Regions from separate parts of the Homo sapiens genome. Here region 2 is linked to region 1. The links are chromatin contacts, found by Hi-C or POLR2A ChIA-PET in ENCODE. All regions are on one chromosome and are shown on one strand. The core of a region is the stretch at or near the end of the contact, and the rest is flanking DNA. Distances in the headings are between cores, read along the strand shown.

What was found. Hi-C counts contacts between places; a loop is a spot of excess contacts on that map. ChIA-PET counts read pairs that join two places held with the same protein, here RNA polymerase II (POLR2A). Pooled maps may share reads with other maps.
Region 2: a map of right lobe of liver shows a loop between it and region 1 (4-fold over the local background). The contact joins the enhancer-like site here to the promoter of ENTPD6 in region 1. A Hi-C loop is called at or near these places in 13 of 168 maps with a recorded cell type or tissue (CD4-positive, alpha-beta T cell, IMR-90, OCI-LY7 and 9 more), 20 of 37 single-sample maps with no recorded cell type and 25 of 50 pooled maps. POLR2A ChIA-PET finds 5 or more read pairs at or near these places in 3 of 52 experiments (A549, CD4-positive, alpha-beta T cell and GM10248).

Annotation. Positions count from the first base shown.
Region 1 is chr20:25,191,715-25,196,966 of GRCh38, forward strand. ENTPD6 (ectonucleoside triphosphate diphosphohydrolase 6) reads left to right here and starts at 3,998. Exons shown (of 15, transcript NM_001247.5): 1 at 3,998-4,153. LOC101926889 (a long non-coding RNA gene) reads right to left here and starts at 5,178. Exons shown (of 6, transcript NR_109994.1): 1 at 4,909-5,178. RefSeq lists enhancers at 3,454-3,693, 4,544-4,613, 4,994-5,143 and a silencer at 3,834-4,253.
Region 2 is chr20:25,277,350-25,282,661 of GRCh38, forward strand. PYGB (glycogen phosphorylase B) reads left to right here. Exons shown (of 20, transcript NM_002862.4): 8 at 970-1,113; 9 at 1,708-1,800; 10 at 2,917-3,063; 11 at 3,600-3,763; 12 at 4,684-4,798. Among named protein-coding and RNA genes, the nearest start is that of PYGB, 32 kb to the left of the region's middle. Within about 2 kb of position 2,967, at least 7 of the 41 ENCODE cell types and tissues checked have a DNase peak (open chromatin) inside an H3K27ac peak, as active enhancers do.

The DNA.
Region 1 (5,252 bases), core at 2,748-5,247:
TTTATTACTTACAGACAGGCAGCAAGGGACAAGAGGAGCATTCATTGCAAGCTGGTTGCCTGAGGCTCAGGAAATCTGCTCAGGGCAAATGGAGTCTCAACTGGGCATGCCCCACTTGCACCACAGACGAGGAATGCCAGAGAGCAGCCTGCCCTGGGTTTAACATCCCAGGGTAATGTGATTTGCTGGGCAGTGTTGAAGGACATCCTATTTTCAGCAGGAGACTGGAACTGACCTTGGGCTGTTCAGCCAGTTCTCCCTTATCTCAAGATGCTGCAATCCTAGCACATTCTGCAGTTATTCCTGAGAACTACATGGTAAAAAGGGGACTGGGTCTGTCCAAGGCCACCCAAACTGCCCTGCAGTTGCCCCGGGGATGTTAAATTTCCCTGAATTCCAGGCTGCGCCTGCTCCCAAGGCTTCCGGAGAAAGTCGTAAGATAAGCCCTAAAGAGGACAGCAACGAGATGCTTGAGGTGGCAGCATTCAGGGGAACTCTCCACAACAATCAGAGAGCTGACGGCAGAGGCAGGCAAGGGACATTAGCACCAATAATGTATGCTACAGGCACCTACCATGTTCTAGACAGAGTGCCAGACATGCAGCAGTGAGCAGGACAGACCAACTTATTTGTTCTCATGGAGCTTCATTTCAGTAGTGGAACAAAGAATTTACCAATAAACAAGTCAGCAAACAAGTAATGACGGGTGTTGTGTCTTTGCAAAAATTATGACAATAAGAAAAATATGACATAGGAAAATTACAACAGTGAAAGAAAGCTGGCCTAACCGACTCCATCTTCTAACCTCCAATCTGCCTTTGCACATTCCTGGGCATAGGCCAAACAAATCTGTGGAGAAACTTAGTTTATAATTTCACTTTAAACCAAATATAACAGCCCCCCCCTGAAACAAACCTCCTTCTTGCTTGGGGACCAGACCACCTTTGTGAAACTAACAAATTAGCCACAAGATTAAAATTTATGGGCCGGGCGCGATGGCTCACACCTGTAATCCCAGCACTTTGGGAGGCCAGGGTGGGCAGATCACCTGAGGTCAGTAGTTCAAGACCAGCCTGGCCAACATGGTGAAACCCTGTCTCTACTAAAAATATAAAAATTAGCCGGGCGTGGTGGCAGGTGCCTGTAATCCCAGCTACTCAGGAGGCTGAGGCAGGATAATTGCTTGAACCCGGGAGGCAGAGGTTGCAGCGAGCCGAGATCACACCATTGCACTCCAGCCTGGGGGACAAGAGCAAGACTTCATCTCAAAAAAAAAAAAAAAAAAAAATTATGGCTTAGGAGTCATGCAGCCCGAAGCCACAAGATTCCTAACCTCCATAATTGCTCCAATAGATAATATTACTATTATATAACATAAGATTGGTGTTCAAGGTATTTTTCAGACCCCACATTGTGATGGACTAGCCACCCAGACTGGTAAACTGGCTATCTCGTCTTGTGACCCCAACCCAGGAACTAACCCAGAGCAAGACGAAAGCTTCATCTCTTCAGGATTTCATCCCTAACCCAACCAATCAGCACTCACCATTCCCTAGCCCCCTGACTGCTAAACTATCTTTTAAAAACCCTAGCCTCCAGACTGGCACAATCCCAGCACTTTGGGAGGCCAAGGAGGGCAAATCACTTGAGAGCAGGAGTTCGAGACCAGCCTGGCCAACACGGTGAAACCCCGTCTCTACTAAAAATACAAATAATTAGCTGGGCATGGTGGTGTGCGCTTGTAATCCCAGCTACTTGTAAGGCTGAGGCATGAGAATCGCTTGAACAGGAGGTGGAGGTTGCAGTAAGCCTAGACTGCACCACTGCACTCCAGCCTGGACAACAAAGCAAGACACTGTCTCAAAAACAAACCCCCCCCAAAAAATTCCTTAGACTCCGAATTTGAGGAGAGGCTGATTTGAGGAGTAATAAGCCTCTGCTCTCCTGGTTAGCCAGCTCTATGTGTATCGAACTCTTTATTGCAATTCCCATCTTGAAAAATTGGCTCTATCTGGGCGACAGGCAAGAAGAAGCTGTTGGGTGGTTACAGTGTGATGAGTGCTATGAAGGAAATAACATAAAAGGTGACAGAGAATAACTAGAGGAGGCCATTCTAGATAAAATGGTCTGAGGAGGTGACATTTGAGCTGAGTATTAAACATTGAGAAACAATCTACGAAGGGAAGATGTGGTGCAAGACCTTTCCAAGCAGTGTATAATACACACAAAAGCCCATGCCAGCAAAAAGATTTTACTTTCACAAATTCTAGAAACTCTAAGAGTAAAAAGTGGTGAAAAGAAAGGAAGTGATAACACATGTTGCCAAGTGCAGCAGGCAGAAACAGGGCCATCACCACTTCACGACAGGATCTCAAAATACTAGGAAGTGTAAATTAAAACCATGAGATATAGTTTTGTCATTATTGGATTGGGAAAGATCCAAAAGTTTGGAAAGACCCCACTGGTGAAGATGTGTGGAAACCCACAGTCTTACACATTATTTGCCAGAGTGTAAATTAGTACAGTGTCTAAGGGGGGCAATTTAGCCACGTTTGGCTAATATATTATTTTAAAGGACATATCCCACCATAGCCAATTCCACCTCTAAGAATATTTCTGACAGATATACCCACATGCATGCACAAAGACAATCCACGGGATCCAGTCACATTATTCCTAACCCAAAGCAACTGGGAAACACTTCAAGGTCCATCAGTGAAGGCCCGCATAGGCTAACCTCTGTAATAACCAAATCTCAGTGGCAGTGTCCAACCAGGTGCTTGTGGGCGACCTTCCAACAGGCACCGCATTGCCCGGCTGCCAGGCCGGGCCTGTGTACTGTCCCCGCATCCCATACAGCTAGCACTTATTCACCCTCAAAAGCGTCCCATCCTGAAAATAAACTCTTGCCCACTTGGTGCTTCAGGAACCTGGGCTTCTTCCACTAATAGCTCTCCCAGATGCCCCAGTGCGCAGGTGGGGCCGTCCTCTAGGACCAGGCCTGGCTGGGGCGCACCCACACCTCCTTGGCCAGACGCCATGGGCCGGGAAGGGGCTCTGGCCCTTGCGGGAATGAGGGCGCCTAGCATAGGTGTGCAAGTGGGCAGCCCCCACCGTGGGGTCCTTAAGTAAGCTGGAGCCTGTGAGCCAGGACAGTCAGGAGTTGCAACCTTGGTGATTTCTAGGAAGACAGAAAATGGGGTCAAGGGCCGGGTGTGGTGGCTTATGCCTATAGACCCAGCACTTTGGGAGGCCGAGGCAGGCGGATCACCTTAGGTCAGGAGTTCGAGACCAGCCTGACCAACAGGGCGAAACCTCGTCACTACTAAAGGTACAAAAATTAGCCAGGCGTGGTGGCGCACACCTGTAATCCCAGCTACTCAGGAAGCTGAGGCAACAGAATCGCTTGAACCCGGGAGGCAGAGGTTGCAGTGAGCTGAGACCACATCACTGCACTCCAGCCTGGGTGAGAACCTGTTAAAAAAAAAAATAAGAAAATGGGGTCAAGAAACGGTGGGAGGAGGGCAGATTTCATGAACCTGCCTGCTATGATGTGGCTGCATTTCCATCATGCATTGTCCTAAAAAAAGAAAAAGAAAAAAATAAAATGTAGACGTGGAGGGATGGGGGAAATTGCACAGGCCGGTCCAGGCTGTGAGGCTGCCCCCTACCAGGGACGACGAGGGCCAGCTCCGCCGCGCCGTAAGGAAACTGGCCAAGGGAACCCCTTGAATCTGGCGAGGGCCCGCCATGAGACGCTCGGGGAACCAGACTGCCGAGCCCCCCTCTCTGGGCCGACGCCAGCCCGGCTGTGGACTGGAGAAAACCGCAAGGCCACCTGCAGAAAGAAAAGAAGGCCATCGCGCCTACGCAGCTGAGCACCCATACTCCGCCCGCGCCTGCGCAACTGGGTCCCCCGACCCCCACCTCCTCTCCCGCCTGCGCATGCGCGGCTGGGTGCGCCCCCCCGCCCAGCCTGTGACGCCACGTGCATGGGGCGGAGCCCAGGCCCTAGGGAATCGTGGGGTCGTATCCCGCGGGTGGAGGCCGGGGTGGCGCCGGCCGGGGCGGGGGAGCCCAAAAGACCGGCTGCCGCCTGCTCCCCGGAAAAGGGCACTCGTCTCCGTGGGTGTGGCGGAGCGCGCGGTGCATGGTAAGCGGCGGGCCGGGGCGCTGGCGGGGGCGGCCGGGGATCACCGACTGTAGGCGGGCCTCCCCCACGCGGGCGCGCTGCGCTCCGGAGGACGGCCTCGGGGTCACTCGCACCCCGGGTCCCACCTCCTGCTGCCTTCCTGTCCAGGCTCCATTAGGGCTCCCTGGATGTCTGGGCTCCGCTGACCGGTGGGGGGCAAGTCCAGTGTTTTGGGCCACAGGGCGGGCCAAATAGCAGGGGCCTGTAGCCCCAGGGGGCCCCAGCCCTGCTGCGTTCATTCATTCAGCCCGCTTTTGCGGACCCGCCCCCAGTCTGCGTCAGGGACAGACCCCTCCGCCCTGGATGAGCCCGGCGGGGAAGCTTCGCGTAGCAGTTTCTGGGAAACAGGTAGGATCAGGCCGCTCGGACAGGACTGAGGGTGTAAGGACGATTCACCCTGGCATTGGGGTGGTGTCCCGAGGAGCTCATAGGTGGTCAGGGCGGTTCTGCCCGAGCTGACCTGTGAGCCGCGAATGCCCTGGACCGAGGGAGGGAGAGCCCCCTAGGTGGACAGACTAGACTCCTTCAGTGGAAAACATTCAACAGCCAGGAGAGCGTGGAAGAGGAAGGAGAGATGGGAGGGCCCAGGGGAGCGTGGAAGGGAGGGTGTTTTTATTATAAGTGCACCTGTAAGTGCAAAGTGCAAAGGAAGCAGCCGCCGGGAAGTGCCTGGGCAGCTCTGGGTGTCCCTCCAGGCACCTGTATTCCAGCCTTACCTGCGCGAAGCCACACATCCCACGTCACACAGGATACGGGGAAGTCAGCCATAGCCTGCAGGCGGGGAATCTGAAACCTCGCGCAGGAGTTCCTTGGGAGAGGTGGATTACAAGGACTCTTCCTCCCACCCGCTGTGCAAGAGCCATGGGCGGCCGGTAGTCATTTTTGAAGGACCTGGCAAGCACTGTACAAATCTCAAAATTGCTTTTTGTCCCCCTCCCCTTGCCTTGGAGAGAGTGGCTGGCTAGTGTGTGTGTCGTCTGCCTCCTGAAGGTTCGGGTAAAGGACCAGGGAGGTGGGCAGCCCTTTGTGTCAGGAGATCTGGAAGCGCCTCCCCTCCCAC
Region 2 (5,312 bases), core at 1,717-4,216, 85 kb after region 1:
TTGCTCAGGCCGTATCGCTTTCTGGCATAGAGAGGTGGGCTGGCTGGCCGGGCTCCCCAGTGGGGCCTGCTGTTGGCCTTGGCAAGCAGCCACCTGGTGGCCCTCTCGCCTTAGGTGCACACACGATGCCCTTGGGGAGGAGAGGGTGCACTGTCCTCCATAAAGCCCAAGCGGCTCTTCGTGTGCCTCTTGGCAGCTCTGTGGTCCTCTCTCCGAGGACACTCTCTGCCACCTTCCCCTCTTATCCACTCCCCTCATAAACACACAGCCGCTCCTTGGGGCCAGCTGGAGCCCGTCAGCCCTCCAGTCTGTGTGCTGTTCTAGCCTGCAGTGCCACTTCCCCAAGCAGGTGATCTGTCTGTCCAGGGGACCGTAGCGCCTACTTGGCATTGATGCCTGGGGACATTTGAAAGGTCCTTGGCACATGCCCTTCCCATACTAGGTGATGGTGTCGCAGCCATGTTCCCCACTGCCACCTGCATTTAGTGCCCAGTGGCTTTCTTTTTGTTGTTGTTGCCTGACAAGTCCTTAGAAGATGCCCTAGTGGGCAGAGCATGTTTAAAAGTGAGCTTTTTGTTTTATGAAAGTAACCTGTGCACACAGGAGCAAAGGCCTGGGTGCCGGAAGGCTCATCAAAGAGTGCACTCCCCTGTCCCCATGAGACTGTTGGCAGACCCCAAGCCCCAGGTACAGAATGTTCCAGAAGGCCTGTGCTTGGACAGTGCAGCTCCTGAGCAGCGCTGGCACTGTACTTCTGACGGATGGACACTGTGTCCCGGGGTGTGTCCCACAGGCGGGGTTACCTTCCTCAGTGACCTGAGGGCACACAGGCAGGCCCCAGTGTCAGGCAGCTGGGCTGGGCTCCTCTCGGCCTTCTGCCTGCACCTTTGAGCCAGGTCGCTGACCTGGGCTTCCTGGGGGAGGAGAATGGCCCAGCCTGCACCCTCCAGCTTGCTCTGCTGTGTGCAGTTCTTTGAGGGGAAGGAGCTGCGGCTGAAGCAGGAGTACTTCGTGGTGGCCGCCACGCTCCAGGACATCATCCGCCGCTTCAAGTCGTCCAAGTTCGGCTGCCGGGACCCTGTGAGAACCTGTTTCGAGACGTTCCCAGACAAGGTGCATGGTGGCCCTGGGAGGGATCTCAGTGCCAGGGGCTGGGCGCCTTCAGGCTCTTGAGGTTGCTTTCTCATGTCCCAAAAGGGGCTAGAGTGGAATGGTACATGCCCCTTGTCTTGGGGTCTCGTCATTCTGGGCCAGGATCCCACCTGGGCCCTCCCTTCCAGAACAAGGGCCACCGGCCTTGTTAGGAGTCAGGTCAGCAAGGGACATGGTGAAAGGCTCCTGTGCAAAGTCAGATGTGCTGGGCAGGCTAAATGGGGTTATTCCAAACAAAGCCCTATAGTTCCAGTGAGAGAGCCCCCAGCCCCGGTGGCCACGGCTCCTCCCCTCCGGCTGCAGCACATACCCGCAGCAGAGCACACAGCTGTAGGGCACTCACCAGCAGGCACATCGGGCACAGCGCACACCTGCCACAGTGCGAGCCCGACTGTCCTCCCTGCTCCCTCCACAGAACCCCTCCCTGTTCTCCAGGCTTCTCGGGGGTGGGGTGGGCTGGGCTGGCTCCTTCACTTGGGGAGCTTCGTATGCCAACAACCGTGGGTGCCCACGTGGGATGAAATGACTGAATGGCACCCCTTGTGCGACCTTCAGGTGGCCATCCAGCTGAACGACACCCACCCCGCCCTCTCCATCCCTGAGCTCATGCGGATCCTGGTGGACGTGGAGAAGGTGGACTGGGACAAGGTGAGCATGGAGGAAAAGGGCGGCACCTCCCCAGAGCCTGGAGCCCGTGCAGACCAGGGCTACAAGGAGCTGAGCTGGGGGGCCTCTTCCCTGGCCTTGGGAGAGCTGTGTGGTCATCATGCCCAGGAGAGACGCGAGCTGTGGGAGGGGTCTGGTTCCAGGAGACGGAGGTTCCGGGGGCCAGAGTATGGGGTCAGGGCGCGGGGGAGATGATAAGGATAGGGCTGTGACACTTCTCAGGGTTTCCCGTTGGTGCATTCTCATCTTGAAATTTGGTGACAGCTCCCCAAAGCGTTAAGTGTTTAGAGGTCTGTGCTCTATTCATGCACCTGCCCTCGCGATTCAGTGTATTTTGGACTTAAATATGTTTGTGTGGTAGGATTTTCTTAATCTAACCGTTACCAAATCAACATGTGGAACCATAAAACAGGCCAATGTGGTGACTCACACCCGTAATCCTAGTGCTTCGGGAAGCCAAGGCAGGAGGGTTGCTTGAGGCCGGAAGTTAGAGACCAGCCTGGGCAATACAGCAAGACCCCACCTCTAAAAAAAAAGCCAGGTGTGGCAGCACACACCCAGAAAAATAAAACCAAAAGAAACCATAAAACGATTTTTTTTAACTCCGTTTTGTAGAAACCCAAGCCCCTCTCTGGTCTTGGGGTGTGTGCACTCCAGGTGAGGCTGTACCTGTTGTGGGTACCCCAGTTCTGGCCAGCATAGGGCAGGTCTGTGTAGTAACCAGTGTCCTCCCCACCATGTCTGGCCACTTTAGTGGAAATAAATAGAAAACTGCTCAATGGTCTGTCCGTTTACCAGTGACGGCAGAGTGTGAAGGTGACTCCAGGTAGCAGGCGATTGTGTCTTATTTGTGTGTGTGTCACGCACTGGACCATAATGTCACACTTCAGTGGGTTGCGTCAGCAGAGTGAGGGCTCTGGGCTGCGTGTCAGGCTTTCAGAGGGCTCCAGATCCACCTTGGAGAGCAGAGGGGACGGTGGCCCTTCCTGGGGTACCCAGCATCTGCCTGGGATCCTGGACGCTCACCCTGCCTAGGCAACTGGCCAGAGAGCTGCTTGTTTCTAAACAAACACATGGGAACATTCTCTAATGGCCTAGGCCTGGGAAATCACGAAGAAGACCTGTGCATACACCAACCACACTGTGCTGCCTGAGGCCTTGGAGCGCTGGCCCGTGTCCATGTTTGAGAAGCTGCTGCCGCGGCACCTGGAGATAATCTATGCCATCAACCAGCGGCACCTGGACGTGAGTGTGGGCCCAGCTGGCCGTGTAGGGTGGCGGCTACACCCATGCCAACGGCCCCCCACCTGGCCTGGGAGAGGAGGTGCTTTGCTCCTTGAACGAGGCACCCTCTGTTCAGCAGAGGATGCTTGGGGCTGGGGGCTGTCCCTTGGCAGAGCTATTGGCTGATCCCCACGCCTGGCCCACAGCCTCAGGTTCCTCTTTGTAAATTAAATTGCACGTCCTCTCCCTCAGACCCATCTTCCTCAGACAGCAGCCCTGTGGGTCCCTGGGCCGGGCTGGGCCCTTTCCTGGGCTGGGGAGTTGGGTGAGCGAGAGCCTCCTCCTCAAGCTGGGCCTGGGCTCTTGTGAGATGCCTTGGAGGTGCCTGCTGGGTCTGGGAGCACTTGAGGGAGGTCTGGCTGTCACAGCCCCAGAACTTCCCTGGAGGCAGCAGAGCTTCCCATGGGTGGTCATGGAGTGTCCCCTGGTCATGGGGAGTGCTGGGTCTCCGTGGGGCCTCCTGTGCCCACCCACCTGCCTCTGTGTTTTGGCACCAGCACGTGGCCGCGCTGTTTCCCGGCGATGTGGACCGCCTGCGCAGGATGTCTGTGATCGAGGAGGGGGACTGCAAGCGGATCAACATGGCCCACCTGTGTGTGATTGGGTCCCATGCTGTCAATGGTGTGGCGAGGATCCACTCGGAGATCGTGAAACAGTCGGTGTGAGTGGGGCGCTTGCCCGAGCGGGGCCAGCTCTGTCTGACACCCAGGCCTGCGTCTAGGACCATCCACCAAACACATGGACCCAGCTATATAGCATACAACCTGTGCCACTAGGCCCCTGCCTCCATAGGAATGACAGAGCTGCCCAGAACACCCTGTCAGGGTCACGCCTTGTTGTGCGTTCACCGACCAGCACACGGGGGCCTCTGGAGGGCTCTGGCTCTGCGGGCAACGGGGAGACGGCTTTGTCTCCTGTTGCTCTCCTGCGCCCCTGCCTTCCTGGGGGTCCAGTCGGAGGCTCTGCACCACTGGTCCACCTGCCGCTGGCAGGGCTTGGACAGGGCTTGAAGGTGGGATTCTTAGGTCAGATCTTGTTCTTGCCCCTCTTAGGTGGGGCGTGATCTAGGAATTACTCCCACTCTTTCACGTAGCATGTGCTGAGCACCTACTGTGAGTACTGAGCAGGCAGCAGCCGGCGGGAGCGGAGGCTGTGCCCGGGGCTGGGCTGCAGGCTCTGTGCGTGGCGCCCGCAGCAAGCTTCGTGTCGGGCCCCTCCCCAGTAGCTATGAGGAAACCGAGCGCAGCTTCTCAAGCCCTGAAGTCCTGCGGTCTCGGCTGTCATGACTTGGACACCTGTTTCCGCACGGACCGCTCTGGAGAATGGCCAGGCTCTAATGCCTGCAAGGTTGTGGTTGGGCAAACCGCACAGCCAGCCACAGATGCCCCGGGGTGCAGGTGCTGCCTTCGTATGGCTCCCAGAGCCTGCAGCTGCCGCGGTCACTCTGTTCTCCTTAGAAAACAGAACAGAACCACTGAGCTTGAGGGCTCCTGGGACCTCCTTAAAAGGACTTTAAGGTCTGTTGCTCACCTGGTGCAGGGCACAGCATTTGTGACAGTTCCCTGTTCTCTGTGTTTGCAGCTTTAAGGATTTTTATGAACTGGAGCCAGAGAAGTTCCAGAATAAGACCAATGGCATCACCCCCCGCCGGTGGCTGCTGCTGTGCAACCCGGGGCTGGCCGATACCATCGTGGAGGTGAGTCCCGGGCCCCACCCGTGCCTGTGGAGATGCCTGGGCTGAGAACCGCGGGCCATGTCATCAGCCCCTGCTGAGCGGTTGCTGAGTAGGCAGGAGTCTGTCCCTCACGTGTTGACCTGCAGGCTTCTGGACATGAGGGCTGAGCCCCTGAACATGGGCGCTGAGCTGGGCAGTCACCCATTGGGCCTGGCGGGTCCTGTGTGCGAGTTCAGAAGCCGAGCTTTAGGGAGGGCTGGGGTGTGGCTGAGTGCAGCCACGGGGCCACTGCAAAAGAGTCAAGAGGCAGCTGACTGCCAGCTAGGCTGGGCACCTATTTCCTGTTTGTATGTTGGCTCCTATGCAAGCTCCCTGAGGAAATGAGTGCTGAGGTGTCAGGCCCTGCGCTACAGGCAAGGACCAGCCGCTGGGAGGGTGGGACCGCCCACCTGGGGCTATGGTCAGGGAAGCCTTCCCAGGAAAGCTGAGGTCTGAAGAGGGAATGAAGAGAGAGTGAGCAGTGCTCTGGGGCAAA